Regions from separate parts of the Mus musculus genome. Here region 1 is linked to region 2. The links are chromatin loops, found by intact Hi-C in ENCODE. Cell type or tissue: left cerebral cortex. All regions are shown on one strand. Each heading gives the region's core, and the rest is flanking DNA. Links, peaks and the distances in the headings are about the cores only. Region 1 overlaps Gm36660 (a long non-coding RNA gene). Region 2 holds the start of 2310015A10Rik (RIKEN cDNA 2310015A10 gene).

Region 1 (11,480 bases), core at 1,375-9,374, 62 kb before region 2:
GCAGGGGAGGGTAAAATACTGGAATCTAGACTTACCAATAGACTTCTTCATGCACTGTCTCAGACCTCCTTGATTCTGACACTTGGTTTCCCCCCACCCCCCAGGACTGAAGAAGTGCTTGTGGCCTGTCCTAGTGCCTCGCGCTTCTTGTAGCATGGCATCTGGGTTCCCCACATGCATTCCAGGAGGGCCAGACAGAAGCTGTGGGGTCTTATATAGCCAAACCCAAAAGTCACAGAACATCACCTTCTGCATGTTTTACTGAGCAAAGCTTTACCATCCTGGAGAAACTTATACGGCACCTCTTAATAAAAGGGAACGTCCAAGATTTTCTAGCAGCCATGGAACACTGGAGCCTACCAGATCTCTTGGAATCCATAGCTTCTGACACAGTTGGGGTGGTGCCCGGCTGACAGGCTATGCAGGGGTATTTTGTTGTTGTTGTTTTTGTTTTGTTTTGTTTTTTAATGGCAATGCCCAGAGGCCTCAGACATTCCTGCAGAGGACATGAGTACGCCTGTGGTGAACCCAGAAGGATCTCTTCTGAAAGGACAGAGATTCCGGGTGGGGAGGTGGGAGGAGAGGGAGGGTCATTACAGACTCCTGAGGAAGACAGAAGTTTAGTTATCAAAACTGGAGCCTGCCTGAGGTCAGAGTGACAGCATGTGACATGATGCTATCAAAGACATGGCTAGGCCTCAATCCTTCCTCCTGAGATTGTGAGAGTTTGTCAAATGTCCTTCAGAATCATGAGTACTGAGATTCTGGCACATTCCTGATCTGTCAAATAGGACAGTGTTTCCCCAGGTTGAGTAAGTCATACTTCCCTATACTAGAGACTGACCCTGAAGCACCTTGGCAAGCAAGCATGGCTGAGGTACTCTATCCCTTCTGACTTTTATCTGGAGAGAGGGTCGAAGTCACCCAGACTGGCCTCCAGCTCATGATCTTTCTGCTTCATCCTGCCACTTTCTTGGGATCGCAGGCAGGTACACTGTACCCAGCTGCAAACACATCTTTGTTTACACACATACACACACATTAGGAATTAGTGTGGATCTCACCCCGATTGGGAATAGGATAGAAACATAGAAAAAGGAGAAATCAAATGAGGGAATCTTAGAATTGTTTCTACCTTCCTTATAGAGATGCCAAAGAGGAGAATGCCCCTGGCCAGGTGGTTTGAGGTGGTCCAAGCCTGCAGCAGCCTGCCTGTCAACACTTCATTTCTGTCGTGCTCCAAGAAAAGTCCCCTTTCTTTCAGAAAGTAAAGTAAAATGTTTGCATTGATCTGGTGACAATCAGAGGCTGAGGCTGTTTTATCTCACAGGCTGGAAATATTTGGGACCTGGAAGTTCAAGGGGGTGTTTCAAAAGGAAAAAAAATTCAGAGAGGGTCTGGGAAGGAATGGGGGAATAAATTGCCATTTAAGATGGGAACGGTCTCCTGGAACACTGTCACATGCCTAGGTGTCAAGCCTTTGGCTCACACAATCCTGGAACGCAAGAGTAATACCTTCTTGGAAGTAGGTTATCCAGTTCAACCATCCATTTCAGAGATGAGGAAAATGCGGGGGGTGGGGGGGAGTCCATTTTCACCCACTAATTATCCATGGAAGACCCTGAATTTCCCAGAATGCTTTGCAGTCGGAGGAGGAGGAGGAGGAGGAGGAGGAGGAGGAGGAGGAGGAGGAGGAGGAGGAGGAGGAGGAGGGGAGGGGCGTCTGAATGACTCTGACCAATGAACTGCAAGTGGTCCTAAGCCAATCAGGTAAGAGATACTCTAACTTCTCAATCCTGATTCAGCGTAGCAACAGCAGCAAAGGGAAGATATTTTCATCCGTTATCAAAACAAGAAAGCAGGTGTCCCTGTTCATGCTTCTGAAACTTGCCTCTTCTTTGCCACTGAAGTTTGGGCTGTACTCGAATGGCCTAGAGACAGAGAATTATGGGAATAAAGAGCCTTGCTATACAGCAGGTCCTCTTCTCCAGTAAAACAGAATCAGAGCAGGTAGGAAGGCAGATTTTCTGTCCTAGGCGATGAGCAGACAGCAGCATCCTCTTGCCGTTATACTCCATACTCTTCTCAGCATCCGTGGCTGCCCCATCTTCATCCCACTTCACTCAGGCTTCAAGAGAAGCCAAACGGAACAGAAGAGAGATTGACCCCAAACATGGCAGCAAATATCTCAGAAGAGGGGGTGAAAAGAGCATAGGGATCGGAGGATAGGGAGGTGTGCCACAAAACATGGACATGACATGGATAGTGGACTCAGGAACTCAACTGCAGCTATGGCTACCATAAAAGACCTGCACAACACTGGGTCCATCAAATTTTCATCTGGGGGGCTGGGGGAGCTCATGAGGCCCCACTCCTGCCTAAGGGACTCCTGACAGTTAATGACCTCTGGGGAGAGGATGTCACTTTCTTCAGTACTGGAGTCACTAATGAGTTACCCATGTTTCAGTACATCACAACCCCCCCCCCATACTGATGCAAACAACCCTAATTAAACTCAGCAGGTCACAAGCATGCTCAAAAGTAAGAAGGATGCATGGGAAAAAAGGGCTTCAGGGGGAGGGAAGGAGGGATGGGGTGGGAAGTGGGGGAGCCACTAATTTGTGGAGGGAGAGGGAAGAGGTCTGAAGAGTGAGGAGATGAGTCAAGAAAGAGCTAAGACTAGAACAGAATCCAGTTCACATTTTTTAGAAGGCTGATGGTTTCTTTTTTCTTTTTTCTTTTTTCTGTTTTGTTTTGTTTTGTTTTGTTTTGTTTTGTTTTGTTTTGTTGAAGCTGGGCTTCTCTGCCTTAGTTCTGGCTGTCCTGGAACTCACTCTGTAGATCAGGCTGGCCTCGAATGTTTGTCAGATGCTTCAGTTTGGCCTGAAGAAGTCTCCAGTGGCTGTAGAGATAACTGGAGGCACCTGAGGAGTCACAAGGCTGGGGAGGGGAAAACCCCACCCTCAGAGGTGGCTGCCAAGAGTCCCCTCAGAGGTGCAGTCACTTGTGGTTGCAATCAGACCCGCAAGTGAAAAGCTACATTGGGCCACACCAAAGCAAGATCTCTTTTTTAAAAAATCCAAATCACATCCAGGTTCCTCTTCCTGCCACACTGAGTAGGCGAAGGGGATCTTTCTTCTTCTGTGGCTGTTCCTCTTTGGACAGAAAGGGGAATGAATGGCTGAAAACCAAGACAGGTTAAAGGCCAGGTTAGGGAGCCAGGCTATGCTGCCCAAACTGAAGACTCCTCTCCAGGACTCTATACTTGAGAGGCCTGGATCTCCTTTAGCCCCCAACCCTGGCCATTTACCTGATCTGAGATGTCACCCTGCCACCATCTACCCCCACTTCCAATTCAATCCCACCTTCCCTCCAGCTTTTCTCCTTGAGCCTCTCCCATCTGACGTCCATCTTCAATGTGGGTTTGTTTATCTTGTCTTGTTTGTCTTTTTTGTCTTGTTGTTTATTTGGGGATTTTGGCTTTGTTGTAGGTTTTGACTGTCTATCTGTTTGTTTTGAGACAAGGTCTCACTGTGTAGCCCTATCTGGCTTGGAACTGGCTATGTACATCAAGCTGGCCTCGAACTCAATGAGTTCCTCCTGACTCTGTCCCTTGAGTATAAGGATTAAAGCTATGTGTCACCATGTTGACCCTGCAGCTTGATTTTAAAGCCATTCTCACCAAGGACATTACTTCGATGTTGTTACCCAGACAGTGCGATCTTAGATTCAGCCTTAATGGCAACTTCATTTATTAGGGTGGAGTCTCAGTATCCTCATCTATATAATAGAACCCCAGTCCTGTAGAGTCACTGTAAAGATTATATTGTTTGAAAAGTACTTGGTAAATGCCTGCAGGACAGAGCTATGAATACAAGTTAACAGTCTTTCATTCTAATTCCTAGGGGACCACACATCAGAGTACACACACACACCTTAGGTCAGGCCCTTGACACCACATCCATGTCCTGCAACTGTCCTGTCAGAGCCGCTCAGTGAAGACTGCAAGCTGCCTCTCTCCAGGTGGGTCACATTTTATTGCCAAGTTAGGTTTGGCTCCAAAGTGATGGGGAAGGAAGGGACCATGACATCATGACCTCAGATTTACAGAAGAAGTTAAGTTTACACAGGTAACACTATTCACACAATTAAATTGTTCTCCCACCTAAAACACCTGCTATGTGTTCCATAACTCCCTTCTTGAATGCCCTGAGCCTGAAAGTCTTCCTTATTTATCTCACCCTATTCTAAATTTCTCCTTGGGAAACAAACACACTTTTTCTGTACAGATGTTACATGCTGTGCATTTCAGTGGCCCTGGGGACAAGTATTTTCTATTCCCTAAGAAGTACAAGGCTGAGGGTCCCCTCTGGGGAATCCCAACTTTCTCAAACTAGGATAGGGGACTTGGTCTCCCCTCTCCTTCTTATGCCTACCGGGCTCTCATAGGTTCCTTTAGGCTCCTCTGAGCAGAGCCCGCTGGGAAATTGGTGTTCAGCCAACCTAAAGCATTAGCATACCTAAAAGCCACATTTACATTTTATTACTTTGTAAGAAGACCATTCTAGTACAACCTGTAATAAACTGAGGGAAGGGAAAACTGACCGTTTGCCTGGTAGTTAAACTTGCATATTATTTAAAAAACATTTTTAATAAGGAAATGGTTGATGACATAAGAAGTTTTGTGGTGCGCTCGTTGTCTTATTTCTCTGATGTTTCTGCCTCATTTACCCAATTCTTTTTGGGTAACCAGAGGAATCGTTCCCTAATGGGGGAAATCCCCTGATTTAGTATTCAAAGCCCTGCAAACTTGGTTCCTCACCTCTTCTTATTTGTGTATGCCTCTTTGAGCCTAGCTTGGCCTCAGAGAGTAGTCCTACTGAATGAGCAATGGCAGCATGAATGGAGGCACTCTAAGGTGGTTACTCTGGCCGGGGGTGGGGGTGGGGGGGTGACTAGGGCGTGGCCTCACAAGGAGCTGCCCATACATCAGAGGAGATCCTGGAGGGCCTGGACCATGGCAAGGAGAGGGTCATAAAATTCACATCTCCCATGACAAACACAGAAGGTTCTTTGTCCCTCTGTGTCCACTTCTGGGCTCTAAGTGACAGGCCTTACTTAGCACTGTAATAAATTAAAAAATGACAGACATATAATCTGGCAAGTAAACTAACAGTCACTTTTTAGAGCAGTTTGCAAAATGTATCAATATTTTAAATATATAGAGATCCCCTTTGTCCTGGTTATTTTGCACTTAAGAATTTATTTTGTAGGTATCTATTCACACAAGCTCTCAAAGGCAAATAAGCAGATATATTCATTGTGCTCATGTTTATCATAAATTGAGAAACAGAAGTAACATAAATAACAATTAGTAAAAGAATAATTAAGTGATATACCATAGGTATGTACTACAGAAAAGTATGCAAGTGCTTAAAGCAATTAGTTCAAAGGCTGGCTAAATAGCAAGTTTGGGGCCAGCCTGGGATACATATGGTACTGTCTCAAGAAAAACAATGGGACTGGGAGACCGTGCCAAGGCTAAAGCACTTCCTCCACAAGTAAAGGGACATAAGTTTGGGTCCCCAAACCCACATAAACATTGGAGCCTATCACAGTCTCCCTATTATTCCAGTCTCAGAAGGCAGAGACAGGGCACCCCTGAAGCAAGCTAAGTATGAGACCAAATGAACCAGGGAGTTCTGGGATTGATTAACAGGCCCTACCTACCTCAAAAGAATAAGGTAGAATAGTGGAAGGCAGAGGAAGATTCCTGACATCAACTTCCACACACATACACATATGCACACAGAAGTCACATACATGCACATATACACACCACACACATACACACTACACATAAGCATATACACATATACAACACACACATACACAGCATAAACATACACACATATATACATATACAACATACACATGCACACATACCTATTTAGAGATAAGATCACTTATGGTATCTGTATGTACATAGACATGTGACAGGGTGAACATGTAGGAGCCAGAGGCCAATATGATGACTTCCTCCTTCTTTTCCACCTTATTTTTTGAGGTAGGGTCTCTCACTAAATCTGAAACTCCCTAGTTGGCTAGCCTGATTGGCCAGTCTGATTGGCCAGCAAGCAGCCAGATCCTCCTGTTTCTGTGCTCTTCTGCCTCACCTCCTGGCACCAAGCCTCTCTCTCCACCCTGTAGCTGGGACTACAGACACTGGCCACCATAACCCACCTCTTACGTGAGCACTGGAGATCCAACCCCAGGCCCTTGTGCTGGCACATCCAACAGTTTACTGACTGATAGGGTCTTTAATGGGATAATCAAGATGAAGTCTTGATCAAGTAGTCGTATCCTCCTGAGAAGAGATTTAAATATTACCCTTTACAGAGTGAAGACATGCAGAAAACAGCCATGCACCAGCTAAGAAGAGATGCCCTCACAGCTGGCAGACAGAGACAGGGTGCTGATATCCCACCCCAGACCTCTGCCCCAGAGCAACACATCTCTACTTTCAAGGCCACAATGGACTTTGTGTGGTGGCCCCTGCAGTCCATGCTTCTTTCAGACAATGACTTTGGTTTTTCTAATGTCCAACTTCTTAAGGCAATGTCTCCTTATCCTATCCAAGTTGTAATATCTAAAGAATCTTAAAAACAGCCAGCTGGTGTTGGCACATGCCTTTAAGCCCAGCACTCAGAAGGCAGAGGCAGGCAGATCTCTGAGTTCGAGGCCAGCCTGAGTTCCAGGACACGGAGGGCTACACAAAGAAACCCTGTCTCAAAAAGAGAAAGAGAGACACACACAGAGGGAGACAAAGAGACAGAGAAACACAGACACAGACACAGACACAGACACACACACACACACACACACACACACACACACACACACACACACACCAGAGAGAGAGAGAGCATTCTTCAATACTTATTTACTACTTATGTGTGCACATACATGTGTTAATTTACCTACTCTTTGTCTATTGTTGGTGGAGACTGAAGCCAGGCTTTGTAGACGCTAAGCTCACGTTTTACTGCTAAGCTATCAGCCCCCAAGAGTTCGTATTATCTGACTGAGAACAAATGGGATGGCTGTGCCCTTCTAGAACTCCAGAGAGTTTATAAAATGTCTGGGGTGCAGCTGCCTGCAGGAGCATTGCCATGGGGACTTGGAGCCCAACTGAAGATGGTCCAATGTTGGCTAATTTCAGATTATTTACAAAGAAAATGAAACCTCCCTCCCCAACACCCATATAAATCCAGGAAATAAGGTAACAAAACATCCTTTAATCTGCTTCAAGAAAAATATGTTTTCAAATAGCAGGTTTATGGCTTTTGGTTTGTTTTGAGACAGGGACTCAGATAGCCCAGGCTGGCTCAGTGTTGAGCTGTGATTGACCTTGAAGTTCTGATTCTCCTGCCTCCAGCTTCCAAGCAGTAACAGGTGTTTGCCACCATGCCCAGTTTATCATGTGGGGTGTGTGTGTGTGTGTGTGTGTGTGTGTGTGTGTGTGTGTTATTTGTGTGCACAGTGTGTGTGTGTGCACAGTGTGTGTATGTGTATGTGTGCAGTGTGTGTATTGTGTGCACAGTGTGTGTATGTGTGTGTATGTGTGTGTGGTATGTGTGGTGTGTGTGTGTGTGTGTGTGTGTGTGTGTGTGTGTGTGTGTGCAGGAGTCTTTCCCCAGGCAGCCTCCATCCTGTTTATTTGGGGTTTTGTTTTCTTCTGTTTTTCTTTGCTTTGCTTTTATGCTCTTTTTGTGTGACAGGGTCACTCTGGCTAGGTTACCTGGCTAGGTGTCCCAGGGACATGTTTCCACCTTCCCAGCTCTGGGCTTTCCAGCCTGGGCAACCACACCTCGCTGCTTCATGTGGGTTCTGTGGGTTACATTCTTGTCCTCATGCAAGCATGTTACTGACTAAGCAACTTTTCCAGCCCTATGGATTTAGACTTTTTCTGTTTTTTAATTTACTTTTGGAAATTTTAGAGAATGTAGGGGAAAAAAATCTCCATTTATCAACCACCCTGAGGCCACCTCTGTTTACTCTTTTGTATATTTTTACTTTGCTTTATATAACTATTTCATAATTGGATACAGAGTAACATATACAATTTTACATACTTTTTTATTTATAAAACATTCCTCCACACTATTGTAATCTTTCTATAAACATCGTTTTAAATGATGGCAAAATCCCATCAAGTTTATCAGTTTTCCAAATGTTGATCTACAGAACATCTGTAGTAAGAGTCACACAGGGCATGCTGAAAATATGGATATCTGGACCCCATCCCGGACCCATTAAACCAGAATTGCTTGTGGCAGGGGCTGGGAATCTTCATTCTCCTAACTTTTCAAGGCATTTGCAAACCTATAAAAGGATGGAAACTGCCAGAACTGACATGCCTATAATTTCAGTACAACTTTATCTGAGTTGCTGGACACTGCCATTGTTCCTGGCACTGCATAAACAGATTCATAGCAGACATCTTTGTGCAGAACACATTTCTGCACATTCTACGGCATGTCCTTAGGTCAATGTAGTGGTTTGAATAGGTTTGGACCCCCATATATCCATGTGTTTGCATGCTTGGCCCACAGGGAGTGACACTATCAGGAGCTATGGGCCTTATTAGAGAAAGTGTATCACTATGGGGTGGGTTTTGAGGTCCTATGCTTAAGCTCTGCTCAGGGAGGAAGAGAAAGATACTCTTCCTGGATGCCTTCAGATCAAGATGTAGAGACTCTCAGCTCCTTCTCCATCACCATGTCTGCCTGGACACTGCCATGTTTCCTACCATGATGATAATGGACTGAACCTCTGAAACTGTAAGCCAGCCCCAATTAAATGCTGTCCCTTATAATAAAAGTTGCTTGATATCTCTTAACAGCAATGAAACCCTAACCAAGACAGATGGTTTTTCAAGAACTGATCTGATGATATCCGAGATGTGAGCCTTTTTAAGATTCTTGGTAAACATACAACATACCTGTACAGTCCCCTTGGGTTTCAGGAAGACAGCTATTGCCAAAATCCAATCCGCATTTCTATTTATCCTATCTCTATTTCCCATCTTTATTAACGACAGGTAATAATATAGTTAAAGCAAGGAATGAGAAGATGGTCATGCATATCCTTTGTAGACACATACGGACGGACTCTAGCCTGCCTATCATGCAGAATGAGAGCTTCAGATAGTCATGGACACCCCAAGGCTACCAGCCACCAACCACAACCCAAAAACATCCTATCTGTTCTCCAGAGAGCCTCTGTCTCATGTGCTACAGGAAGCGTTCTATTCTCGGTGACACATTTGAAGGCAGATACACAAGGATGTGCATGCAGGTAGGTAAGGCTGGGCTCACCTGCCTAAAGAGGATCCATCTCTCCTAGAACAGCCATGGCAACAGACAGGTTTGGGTACCTCCATACAGGAAACTGATTCAGACAGCTATCATGTACTCAGGTCAGGACAGCTTCTATACATTTGTAATTTATGAGCTATCAAGGGGTCAGGGAGAACCACAAAATAAAATGGCAAGTTACACCAGCACATTGTGCACAGGCTGCAAGCTAAAATGACTCAGGAGAAAGGAGATGACACAGAGACACCAGTAACCTAAAGCCACCTGCTGCGCTCAGCATCCACCGTGTGCTAGCATTCACCTAAAAGCTTTATAAACTGTAACCTAATCCTCAAACTGAGTCTATGGGGTAGCATCATCTCCATTCTACAGAGAAAACGGAATTGCAGGTTTGGAGATGGCTCAGTGGGTAAAACACTCATCACGTAAGTATAAGGACTGGGGTTCAGATTCACTCATGCAATTGAGCATGACAACCCGCCATTCCAGTGCTCAGAAGACAGAGATGAAGGTTCCCGGGAGCAAACTGCAGTCAGACTAGCTATAGCCAGTGAACTCACTGTTCATCAAGAGACATTGTATGTGCACGTGAGCTTGTGTGTACATAGAGAGAGAGAGAGGGGGGGGAAGGAAGGAAGGAAGGAAGGAAGGAAGGAAGGAAGGAAGGAAGGAGATGGAGGGGGGAGGGAGAGAGAGACTACACAAACATACACATGGCCAAAGATGGAGAAAGAGAGATTAATTTGTCAAATCACACAGCTAGTGAGCTGCAGAGCCAATACTCGAATCTAAGTATTGTCACCCTGACGTTCATGCTTCTTAGTTTTGGAAGGACTAAGACACATAAGAACTCCGCATATGGAAAGTAAGATCAACCAAGGAAGCCAAAGCCAAGTCAGCAAAAGTGGATTTCAGGGCAGAAACTATAGACCCACATAACCAGCACATTTTAGACACACTAGGCTATTCATTACAAACCCACATTTTAGCCTCAGTGTTGTGTGTAGGGACCCTTCAAGAGCAGCATACAGTGGGGGGAGAGGGGTAGTCATCCATCTTCCAGAGTACCAGATCCATTCCCTATACACCCCAGGAGTACATGAGAGTGAGTATGTGTAGCCCATGCCCTCATCTATGAGACCTGTTCACAGCACCCTTCATGCTGCCTCATTAGCTGGACCCTCAGAAGCACAGAAGGGACCTATTTGGTGACCATGTCTGCAGATTCACATTGTCTTGCCTGAGCCCTTCAAAGGTGGGGGTTGGAGGTAAGGCACTTTCTTGTACCATAACTCTTCCCCCGAGGGAACATCTCTGGATTTCATCTGAAGAATTCAAAAGCCTCCACCAGAATCCATCCTCACCTGGCCATAAGGCCTCCCACCACTGCAACTAATCCTTTGTGTTGTAAACTTGCACGTGGAAACAGTCTCTAAGCTTTCCCATCAAACTTGGCAGGCCAGTAAACGACTCACACCACTGGAGCAAGCCAGATTCCCCCTTAAAAAGAAAACATATTAAGATGATGATGATGATAATAATAATAATGTCAACAACATTTGACAGTCTCAGTTTACTAAGTAATTCTCATTTATCCCTCCTGTTAGGAATACGGATAAGATCTGCTAGACTACTTACAAATAAACTGAGGATTCAGGTCCATCTTTCTTAAAATGGCACCAAAAAAGTTACTGGAGAGCCAGCTAGCCAGCTCAGCAGCCACCAAACCTGATGACCTGAGTATGATTCTCTGAGCCCACATGATGGAAGACCCAGTCCTCACAAGCTGTCTTCTGACCTCCGCATGTGCTCCCCTACACACACTCAAATAAATAAATGTAAAATTTTAAGGCTATTGAAGAATATGACTGAGAACTAGACTCAGGTTTCACCCTGCCCCACCTGATGCCCCAAGTTGGTGCTTCTGTTCATCCAAGCACCTAAAGCCCATGTTTAGAATGGAGAGGATCCTGGGATCTCAATCTCTCTCTCTCTCTCTCTCTCTCTCTCTCTCTCTCTCTCTCTCTCTCTCTCTCTCTCTCCCCCCCACCCCCAGTCCAAGTGGTGAGCCATCCCTGCCTGTCCCTTGGCAGAAGTGTG
Region 2 (11,480 bases), core at 2,169-10,168:
TGTCTCAATCCTAGCACTGCAACTTCCTCCCCTAGTCTCCTTTCTGAATGACAGTAACCATGGCACTGATCTGGCGGGGTGGGGGGGCTGCTGTAAGGACAGATGAGCAAAGCACTTGGCATGCTGCAGACGGGCATGATACCCGCAGCCCCGAGCAAGCCAGTCAACTTTAGTTATGTGTTGAGCAGCCTGCAACTGACAAGGAGGACTCCTTGGGGACACTGGAGCAAAGTCAAGTATCCCAAGCAAGAGAGACAAGCTGGTCCCTGAGGAGGCTCAGGCAGCTGGTCAGTAGAACACTAGGTGGGAAAGCCAAGGACAACCGCCCAAAGCTGGGTGTCTGAATAGGTGGGGACAGAGAGTTGTACGTTGTACTCTCATCTCCTTTTATTAACTCCACCTGAATGCACCCTACCTTTGTGTGTGTGTGTGTGTGTGTGTGTGTGCGCGCGCGCACATGCGCTCACATGAAACTCAGCACATACTAACCTGGCACATACTGACCTGGCACCAGCATGCTCCCAAGGCTGTCAGAGAAGTGAGGCTGGAGTGGGCTTAGAGCGACCACTACCTACCTCTAGAGACTTACTAACCAGGTATTTCTGCAGAGATAAAAAAAAAACTGGCCCTTCTGTGGGTGGCATTATAAGTAAAAGGTCCAAATACTAACATTCTCTTTTGTTATTATTAATTATTGCATGTATTTTGGGGGGGTATATCGGCTGTAGCATCCATATGGAGGTCAGAGACCAACTAGTGTGAGTGGGTTCTCTCCGTCCACTCTGTCCTAAAGATCAAACTCAGGTCAGCAGGCTGGACAGCAAGTGCCTTTGCCCACTGAGCCATCTCTACACCCCATACTGATACTCTATGATACTCTATTTAGGGCAGATGTATTTTTTTTAAATGTGAACTAGGATTTTTTTTTTCAAAGTTTGGAGTGGGGCTCAGGATGTAGCTTGGGCTTCCCAACTTTCTTCCCCCTTGGTTTTCAAAACAGGGTTTCTCTGTGTAGCCATGCCCTTTCAAAGCAAATCAAATACCAAAAAAAAAAAAAAAAAAAATGGTACAAGGAGGTGGTGGCTGGGGCTGTAAGTGAACAAGCTTGCCTATGAGCTCATGATGCTCAAGATGGATAATAGGCCCATGGGTGGGGGGTGGATTGGTGGGTGGGTAGGTTGGTTGGTTGGTTGTTTTAACATTTTCTGGTCTCCTGTGTCTTTAAAATTGTACCAAACCTTAAGCTCATAAAGTTGGAATTATTTTTAATTCAATGATTGTCTTTTTGGATCTTGCAACACACTACTTCCCATACACACACCATCTCCGACTACAGATGAGGTCACAGAAAGGTCTGTTAGGGTGAGGAGTCAGGACAGGCTTATGGGGGGGGGGGGGCAGAGAGGTTCCTAAACCCTTCCCTATTCTTATGTGAGGACCAAGGATGGGAATCCCTTCTCTCATGGCACTGGGCCATTGCAGGATGGGGAACCACATTTAATTTTTTTAAAGTTCCATAAAATTATTTTTCAATGGCTTTAATTAAAGCATTTTAAGACACAATGAACTTTTTAACCCCCTTAGCAAAAGGCAAACTATCAAGCCTTTCTATTAAGAATCACCACATGGTGTGGCTGTCTTCTGCAAACGGCAGCCTTAGCCTGCGACGCTCTTAGCAGCAGACACCCCACCCTGGGTGCTCTAAGTTAGAGATGCTTCCACTTTTTCCTCCTCCTTGGTTTTTGTTTTCAGTATATTTGCTGCCAAAGCAAGCACTTGTTTTATTTTCCAGACAGGGCCTGCATCTCACTTTGTAGCCCCAATTGGCCACAGACCCACAGGGGCCTTCCCACCTCAGTGTTGGGTTTATAGGCACGAGCCACGACGCTCCACTATCCAAGGTTTTCCTTAAACATCAAAAAATAAATAGAAAGGCAGACTATTCTGAACATCCTTGGGCCTGGTATCCTGCCTGGCACTGGAGAAGCCGACGCTACTATGCTCCCCAGAGGTCTAGGACACACCCTCTGGTCCAGAACATGTCACCTTGGAGGATGGGATCTTTCCCTCCGGCTAAATCAGCTAGAAGCTGATGAACAGGGCAGTGCATGCTCTGAGCCATGGCTTTGAGTCACACACACACACACACACACACACACACACACACACACACACACACGCACGCGTGTGCGCACGCGATGTAGAACTATAGGAGGTGAACTCATACCCACTCCTAAAGGCTGGATTGGTTTTGGTGCTGATAGGGCTGTTGACCCTGGTTGGCAAGCAAGCCATGAAGGGCTCCACACAGCAGGGGGCAGTACAACACACCTTCAAGGAAGGACTAGAGGGATCACCAAAGGACCTGACCAGAGATGTGCTTCAGCCATGTTTGAGTCCCGACTCCTAAGGCCTGAGCCAATCCAATGCAGGGATGAAGAACTCAAAGTCTGCTTTCTATCCCCTCCTTTCCTTGGAACCACTGTCCGAAGAGCCAAGGGAAGGCAGGATGGAGGAGCCACAACAGTTCCTCCTGCTCTGTCTCCTTCCCTAGGTGGGCTCCCGGGAAGTGGGGAGAGCTCACAACAAGGCTAGAATGAGCTCAGAAAGCCCATGGGTGTTGAGACCCATACAATGAGTTAGTAAACTTTCAAAACTTATGACTCCAAGGAAGACAGCAATCTCTGAGAGACTTTGGGAGCAAGGGCTGAGGCACCAGGTTTGGAAGCCAAAAAGCTTGGCTTCAAATCCCATCTGTTAGCTTTGAAACACTGGACAAGCCACAAAATGAGCCTAACCTTTGCTCTATAGACAAAGCTGTTGCTTGGAATGGTAGAAAGTCCATAGGCTTAGCAAGAGTCCCCGACCCAATGGGAACAGACTACCACTGACAGCATGGAGGGGGCTCTGGAATAAACATACAGAAGACCTTGGAAGTAGAAAGACATGTGCAGACTAGTGCTTCCAACTCAGGCCCAGAACCCCAAAGACTTGGGCCTATATCCCTCAGATTGCAGCTCTCCCAGAAGCCACCAGGCCACAAAGGCTGCATGAATCTGCAGTGGCAGTGGACATATCTGCTTTTTCCATGGAGACATCAAAAGGAAAGGGGACACTGAGGGTTTTCTGCAGGGCAACCTAAGCTTGGCTATCTAAGCACATGGCCAGGAGCTGAACTGGAGGACGGTCCCACAGGGACAGACATGGGGACAGTCATCCCCTTACTGAAGCCATGTCTACTCTGAAGGTTGTGAGGCTGGCCTCTTCAGTCAGAGCAGACTGAGGCTTCCCCTAGGCAGGGAGGAAAGAGTTAAGCCTGCTCAAGGCTGGGAAGGCGGGTTCAGCAGCTATAAACAGAGAGCCCTGGGAGGGAGGGAGGGAGGGAGGGAGGGAGGGAGGGAGGGAGCTGACACAGGATGTGGCCAGGGCTTGAGCTTGTCTGATTATTAACTTCACTTTTATTTGGAGGGGGATTCATTCTCTGTTTCACTTCCCATCAAGGAAGTGAAAGCCCAGGTCTCAGAGGGCCTGGTTTCAAATTGTTTTGTCACAGCTCATTTATTTTTTCCCCTTAAATAAATAAACAAAACCACCTCTTTGTTTCCCCCTTAATGAGCATTCCGCAGATCATCTGTGGCCGAGGCTTGAAAGGGGTTTTCAGGAGTCCTTCATGGGACAACTTTGGGTTTCATCTTTTAAAAGGAACAAGAAAGGATCTCTCCGTAGGCATAAACCTTCTCCAAGCTGTCCCAAGCTCTTCTTTCCTGCCTCTTCCTGGGACCCTCAGCCTACACCCCAAGTCTTGCCAAGCACTTAGCCCAGCGGTTCTCAGCCTTTCTAATGCTGAAACTCTCTAACACAGTTCCTCATGCTGTGGTGACCCACCCCCACACACCCCCAACCCATAAAATCACCTTCATTGCTACTTCATAACTGTAATTTTGCAACTGTTGTGAATCATAATGTAAATATCTGTGTCTTCCGAGGGTCCTTTGACAAACCCCCCGGGGGCGCGACCCACATGTTGAGAACCACCGGCTTAGGCCGGTCTTCAGTTGGTCCTGAGCCTGCCAGCCTGATTGTCTTCCCTTTGCCCATAGCCCAAGCCATACAGAATTGCACAGAGGGGGCTCTGAGGGCCCATCTTCTCAGTCTGGTTCACACCTATGGTTTTGGTTCCTACCGCACACACCCTGACAGTTCTACTCAGAATAACTTTCAGTAAACACACAAAAGGATTCCATTACAGGGCTTAAGGAAACACCATTATACATACTCCTGTGCTGAAGGTTCAAAACACCTGTGAATAACTCCTAGGCCCCAATCCAGATTAAAACCTATTCAGTCGCTTGGTAGTCCTCTTGCAAGGACCCGTTCCTGCATGACCTACGTACCCAGTAAGACGACCAATTTCATGATGGGCCTGACACTCATGGGTCCTCAGGATTCAGAAGGGAAGGGTGCAGCCACAAAGACTGAGAGTTGCAGAAGCCCAGTGATGACAGCATGTAGGTGGGCTAGCCAGGAAGAGGCACCTTCACTGGAAACAAAGGGGGAAATCAAGAAAGCTTCTTAGTGGGGGCTGACAGAGGAAAAGAATATTCTAGAACCTGAAAACTACAAATGCTAGAACAACCCCGATGTGTAAACTAGGCAAAGAGGAGGAGCCGTGGGGTCTTCTGTCCCTCGGATGACATCAGAATGATTGAGAAACTGGAAATGAGCTGATCACATATAGCACTGGAGCAGCTAGTCCTTGACCCTGGGTTGGTACGGCCCGAGGGCATCTACTGGAATACCACCTTGTCTCGGACCCTGCCACTGGGCTGCCAGGCAACAACAGCCTGGTGATCACTCTGACCTACTTCAACCACCCATGACTTTTAAGCTCTTTGAATATAGGGCAAAAAGAACTAGGAGGCGACTGGGACAAATCCAATCACTGACCGAAGCGCTGGCCCTGCCTACTAATGGCTAACTGATGGCATTTCCAAACACCCCAGGGAACGTGCCAGGGCCTCGAGTTTTCTTCCCGTTCTTAGAAATTCCTCCCCACGCCCATGGCATTACGGTTTCCAAATCCCAGGCCCGCCGCGGGGCTCGGTGGCCGGACCCCTGGCCGCGCCCGGAGCGGCCAGGAGCTGGTTAAGGGCGCCAAGATGGCCGGCTTGTTTTGCTCGCCGAGGCATCACGCGGAGGCTGCCCTTTGCCTCCGGGGCCGCGGTCAAGGTTCCGCCGCCCTCTCTGGCAGGCTGCCCCGGCCGGCCCGAGCGAGCCTCCTCCCCTGCGCCCTGGAGCCTCGCGAACCTTCGAGACCGGGGCGCGGCAGAGCGACAGCGCGGCCAGCCCGGAGCTTCGGGGCCGCTGCTGGCCCTTCGGCATCTCGGAGCGTCTGTCGCCCGGGCGAGCAGACTGCGGCCGCCCCGCCGGTCTTCCCCAGCCGGCCTTTCACGCCGCTCAAGCAGCCGAGGTCGTTCGATGGGCGTGGCAACACTGCCCTCCACTGGCCAGTGTGCCGAATGGCACACGCGGGGCCATCCTAACTGCCCTGGACCACCGGGCACTGAGACCCTTTCTACAGGGTTCTCAAAAGCGTACACCACACTTCCCTAGGCGTCTTCCCATCTGTTGGTCGGACTCCAACTCAGAGTTTGTATTTTATGGCATTCCAGGGTGAATGTTGCTGCTGTTGGCCGCTGGTCCTGAATCTACCAGCTCAGCCCACTTACTTAGGCCAGGGTTCTATCATCCACTCCAGTATACAGTATGCAGACAGAGCACAGAGGACCCTGATGGAGCTCTCAACCATATGGCACTTAGCGGGATAATTTCACAAATCTAAGATGACACTTGAGAAAGTTTTAAATCTTAAGTGTACGGCTGTTTGCCTATATGTATTTCTATGTACCGTGTGCCTGCAGTGCACTTTGAGGCCAGAAGAGGACTTTTTAAATCCCCTGAACTGGAATTACAGATGGCTGTAAGCTTGTAAGGTTGTAAGCACGTGAGTGCTGGGAATTGAACCTGGGTTTTCTGGAAGAGTAGCCAATGACCTTTACTGCTTATCCGTCTCTCCAGCCCCTTGAAAAAGTTTTAATTCACTTATAAAATATATATGCATATATGTATATGTGTGTATATATTTTATATAGTTATTTAAATCAGGGCAGTTTTCAAGACTGGATTCCCTCCTTCTAACATGTGGATTCTGTAGATTCTAACCAAACTCAGATCATCAGGCCTGTGAATCACCTTCACCAAACTGAACCATCTCACCAGGCCCAGTTTGGAAAAGTTTCCATGTTCTTATAGAGGAAAATATTAAGGCACTGAAAGAAGACATAAATAGGGAACTACAAACAGTCCCCAGTTTATCATAATTTCACCTGTAAGGTGAAACATAAATAATATACATTCAGTAGAAACCACAGTTGAATTTTTAATTCTGGGTTTTCCCCCGGACTAGCAATAAACACAGTATTCTTCTGCGGGAAGTTCCTACAGTCGTGAGTGGGAAGCAGACAGTGGTCTATAGTGTACTGCATGGCACAGTGGTGACGTCTGGTACGTTACGGAAGCAGGTGTACTCTCCACGCTACCTGGCCTTTTCAGTTCATTGAAGGGATTGTTGGGACAGGGCTTCACTGCGAATCAAGGAGCATGTGTGATTTATACTGGGCTGTGTGGAAGCTGTCACAAAAGGCCTTTCTGTGGAAATTCTAAAGAGGGGTCTAGAAGAAGGGAGCAGGAAGGTCCTGGAGAGAACCCAAGAAAGCGCTGGGTGTGGTGAGCAGAGGGGACCAGAGCATTGCCACCCATCCAAAGGCTGAAGGACAAAGCTATGGGAACAGAAGAGAGACCAATGGGCAAGGTCCAGACATCTGGTACCCAGGACCTCCCTCTTAAGAAGAGACCCTGGGACCCAAGATCTTAGCCACACCCAGAATGCTACCTCACCTTTAGGAACCCTAGCCAGGTACTCCTGGGCTTCTCACTGACTGAGTCCGATTTGTTTCAGCCCTTCCTTGAAGCCTGAGGGAGAATCATATTTGATATAACCAGATGCGTTGGGCAGTTGTAAGAAGACAGCGTGCCATCTTCCCACCCATGCAGTTCATGTTTTGTCTGGGGCCAATTTCTTCTGTGAACATTGTTAAGGGCCTGTTGTATGCTTGGGGCTGATGTCACAATTCCAACATGTGAGGAGGACCTCAAAGGATGCGTGCAAGCTCATGCTAGCTTTGCCCTGCCGCTCCAAGCACTTTGGAGAGCAGATAGGGGGACACGCTATCTTTCCCTGAGTCTCGGTTCTCACCCCTCCTATTTATTCCCCTCCCTAATGACTCTAGGGTTGGCCGGGTTAGCACACAGCAACCACAAATGTTGTTGTCAGGATGCTTGTTGCCTGTAGGGTGCCCATGCCAAGCTGAAGATGAGGATGGGACAGACAGCCTCTGCCTGTCTACTGCTCAGGCTTCTGTGGAGAACATTCTCTATTGGTCCCTGCACCCTGCATAACCCTTTCTTCATCAGAAGAATGGGGGAATCAGGATAACTAAGCTCAGCCTCCCAGCACTCAGTCTGGGATAAAGAAGACAGGAAAGTTTATCTAGGGCCCCCATACCACTCCAGTGTTATGTCTTGGGGGGCGGGGGGGGGGGAGTCCATGGATTCCAGGCCCATTGAGCCAGGGAGAGGAACACATAAGAACAACAACAACAACAAAGAAACAAAGTAAGTCACTTTCCAATTCAAAACCAGTTCTGGGTTATCTCCAGCAGCAAGTAACTTAATCTCTCTGAGCCTCAGTTGCCTCATCTGGGAAATGGGGAGAGCACAGCATTCTGCCTCGTCGGAAGATTCTGAAGATTAATAATGATCACTTCTCGGGTGCTGACTCGGTGCCAGGCACTAAGGGCTTCTCATGAGGTCATGTGTGGAAGTACTGGCCTCTGGCAAGCCGGGAGTCAAGCCCCATCATGGGAGCCACGAGTGCAATTTCACAACCGCCCTGGTGCTCAGCACATGTGGTTAACATTTAATAGGTGGAAGTTTAGCAAGCCCTAGGCATATAGTAAGCACTCAATAAATGGCCTTCATTATGAGCCAGAGAATGGGGATCTGTGTGCGGAAGTCCCATGACAAAGAGTATGGAGAGGTAGGCGGCCGGAGATGTCAGCTCACCCTATTTCTTTCTCCCCAGGAAGGCCAGCCCCATGTGTGCTAGGCCGCTCCCAGGCTGGGACGGCAGCTCTTACTCACCCTACCCAGGGAGAAGGTTAATTAGCCTCTCAGCCTGCAGGAGCACCCCAGATGAAAGGTGCTGAATATGAGTATAAGGTGTGACCCCCATATTTATAACTGAGGCTCCCTTAGGTGAGGAAGGGTGGGGGCGGAGAGGCAGGCAAATGAGGGCCTTGCCTTGTTTATGACAGAGGTTCTCAGGAAAGGGAGCTGGCTGCGGTGGTGGCTGAGTCTGAGAAAAGTTTCCAGGGGTGGGGTGGGGCTGCTGAGAGCCTGAGCGTGGAAGGGGTTGGGGGTCTGAAAGGGTCCGGAGGCTGCAAAGCTGAACGCTGTTCCAGCAACTCCTCCTGCAACTGCATCCTGCAAACTGCAAGGCCAGGACACAGGCTTGGATGGTGTGGGTCAGAATAGGAAGAGGACTCTGAATTGGGGCAGACAGGTCTAAATCCAAACTTTATTATGGCATTCGAGAGCCTAGAGTCTGATGGCATTCACCTAGAGTCTGATGGCGTTCTATAGCCTAGGGTCTGGCGTCCCTCACTGACTGGCAGTACCTAGTGGGCAGGTGCTGGCACTCACTATGCACGTATGGAGCTCCTGTGCCTCCCCTAGGCGTTAACCGAGCGCCTAGCCCATGCCAGGCATGGAGTCTTGGAAATATAGCGCAACAGGAGTGTTCGCTTGACTGCATGACAGACTCCAGGCACAAGACCAAGAGATAAGGGGCCCAGTGCCTGACCGTCTCCTCTCACCAAAGAGCACGCTGTGATAGAGACAACGGTCACATGTCACATGCAGTGGTCACAAGCACTACAGTCCTCCACACGATACCCCGGACAGAGAAAAGATCAGCCACGGAGAGAGGTGACACTGATGTGGGCAGACTCAGAGATGGTGTTGAAGGGCCAGCTCTGCGGCCTAGGAATCCTGATTCCCATCTGGCAAAGCAGATGCTGCCCTGTCTCTGACTAAGGGATGCACCCATCAGAAGAACTATCCCTGTCCCCTTGGGTCCTGTTGGAACTCCTGTCATCTGGTCCAATGAGGCCAAGAGCTGAATAACCACCAGGCTAAGGACAGTTGCCATGCCTGCTGTCTGAGCTCAGCTGGCTTTTCCTGGAGACTTTCCAAGCACTTGGAGAATAAGTGGCAGCCTTTTGAAAACACTGAACAACTCCATGGTTCTCATATATTACTAACATTGTGTGACTCTCTATCTGTAGCTAGTTCCATTTTTTGTTTGTTTGTTTGTTTGTTTGTTTGTTTGTTTGAGACAGGATTTCACTATTTAGCCCTGGCTGGACCTGGAACTTATTATGTAGACCAGGCTGGCCCTGGATTTACATAGATCCATACACCTCTGCCTACTGCCGGGATTAAAGGCTTGTGCCTCCCTGCCTGGCAAGCTTTTATGTTTTCATCGACCCTAAAGGAAGCCCATGCCCACTGGGCAGCTATTCTATGTCGCATCCCTCCCACAACCTCCAGAAGTCACCAGTATACTTCTTGTCAATGGATTTCCCTGTTCTGGACCCTCAGATATCCAGGGCTTTTTGTGTCTACTTTCTTTCATTTACCCACACTGGGTTTGTCCACGTGGTAACATGCATCGATATTAACTTCCTTTTATGGTTAAATAATGTTCTATGGTCATATGTATGTCCCCTTCCTACATTTGGGAAGACTTGGGACACACATGCAATACCCAAAGGTCACAGCAAATTCACGGCAGAAAGGAGGCTCTGTTCCAGCCTGAGTCCAGAGTATGAAGAAGTGAACTGTGTAAATCTGTTCCCCAGATGGCCTCATCATGGCATTCATGCCCAGGAATAAGGCTGCTTCCGTGAGGAGGTGCCAGCTCCCTCGTCTCTGAGGTCACTTCTCAGCACACGTTCCCAAATGTGGGTGAGGTGGTCTAGTCACTGTTTTCCAGACAAGGCCAGAGTGTGGTTACAAAGACTACATTCTCAGGAATTCCAGCCCTGCCATCCAAGGGCCTTGACACTTCTGGGGCCCAAACCCTTCCTCACGTCTTGTCCAAAGGCTTGGAGCCTGAGAAGGAGACTGGGGAAGGAGTTCTGTTCCCAGCCAATAACCCTGGGCAGCTCAGTCAGAGCCACCAGCAGAGGGACGTTCAATCACCAGGCACACATGAAGACACTCTTTATGCCTAGAGCCTTGTAGTCTCTACCTCACAGAGCTCAATTCCAAGGACAGAAGTTCATGCTGAACCAGGGAACAGGACAGTGGGAGTTCCCAACAGGCAACAACAAGATGCTGAGCTCAGCATCTTTCACACCAGCAGTTCTGGGTACCAGCCCACATGAGGTGACCCTCACCTCAGAGAAAAGGATTAGTCATATCAAGGAAGCTAAGACATGAGTGGCCCTGCCAACACTCAACTCCAGTGCAGTTGAAGGCCATAAGACCTAGAATGCCTACCTGGGCTGTCCACTTGGCAGTCCCTAGACAAGACAGTGTACATTATCCGTGTATCCTGTTTAAGACGTGTCCCTGCCTGGGATCTGGGATTTCATTCATTCATTCATTCACTCAATGCAAGCCACTCTACTGGGCAACAAGGATTTAAAGATTGAGCATAACAAATATGAGTCCCTGTGCTCTAAAGGGCTTAAAATAGAGCAAGGATGGACTGTAATTCTAGTAGAACACTCACACGGTATGTGAGAAACCTGGGTTTGACCCTTAGGACTGCAAAAACAAATAGCTAAGTATTACTGTGGCTTGAGGACCAGGCCAGCAATGGCCACATACGATCAGCAAGGCTGGGGTGGTACCCAATCTGTGGGCAGCTAGAGAGTGGAGATTCTCAGGTGCATCTCACATCCTTCATCTGTCTCTGTCCATCTCCACCAAAGCAGACTTCCTGACAAAGCAGGCTAATAGCATGAGCCTACCACCCCTACCTGCACAGGTGAGTATCTGGAAGGTAGGTAGAATTGTCCAGTCAAGAAGACAGAAGGAAAGGAGATAACCCTCTATACTCACCAGGGCACTACGGTATCACCCCAGGAGACATTGTGGGGTGCTGGGCTGAGCTGAATGGCAGGGGTTTTCTCAGGGTCGAACACTGTCACCATTCCCTTGTTCCCTAACAGGGCACTATCGGGGTTCTAGGTGTGTGTTCCTTAAACTAATAAGATTTTTACCAATGACTCTCCCAAGGCCGCAGGGCTAGTACGCAGAGGATTTGCGTTGTGGTCTGGCTCACCGCA

Evidence for each region. Peaks named below come from ENCODE experiments on the same cell type or tissue, not always from the same donor. Only the 100,000 strongest peaks of a DNase experiment are listed, where the experiment ranks them.
Region 1: it touches region 2 in a loop (14-fold over the local background); 2 of 42 quality-filtered maps call a loop at or near these places.

The regions. Positions count from the first base shown.
Region 1 is chr12:80,066,267-80,077,746 of GRCm38, forward strand. All of the region lies in intron 3 of Gm36660 (a long non-coding RNA gene), which reads right to left. Among named protein-coding and RNA genes, the nearest start is that of Gm36660, 14 kb to the right of the region's middle. In left cerebral cortex, for the core only: no CTCF peak of the experiment used is centred there; no DNase peak of the experiment used is centred there.
Region 2 is chr12:80,127,420-80,138,899 of GRCm38, forward strand. 2310015A10Rik (RIKEN cDNA 2310015A10 gene) reads right to left here and starts at 5,425. Exons shown (of 3, transcript NR_033514.1): 1 at 5,308-5,425; 2 at 4,395-4,540. In left cerebral cortex, for the core only: CTCF peaks have their summits at 2,321 (motif pointing right), 5,505 (motif pointing left) and 5,732; DNase peaks (open chromatin) are centred at 2,317, 4,958, 5,273, 5,417 and 1 more place; H3K4me3 peaks cover 1,129 bases; H3K27ac peaks cover 3,178 bases.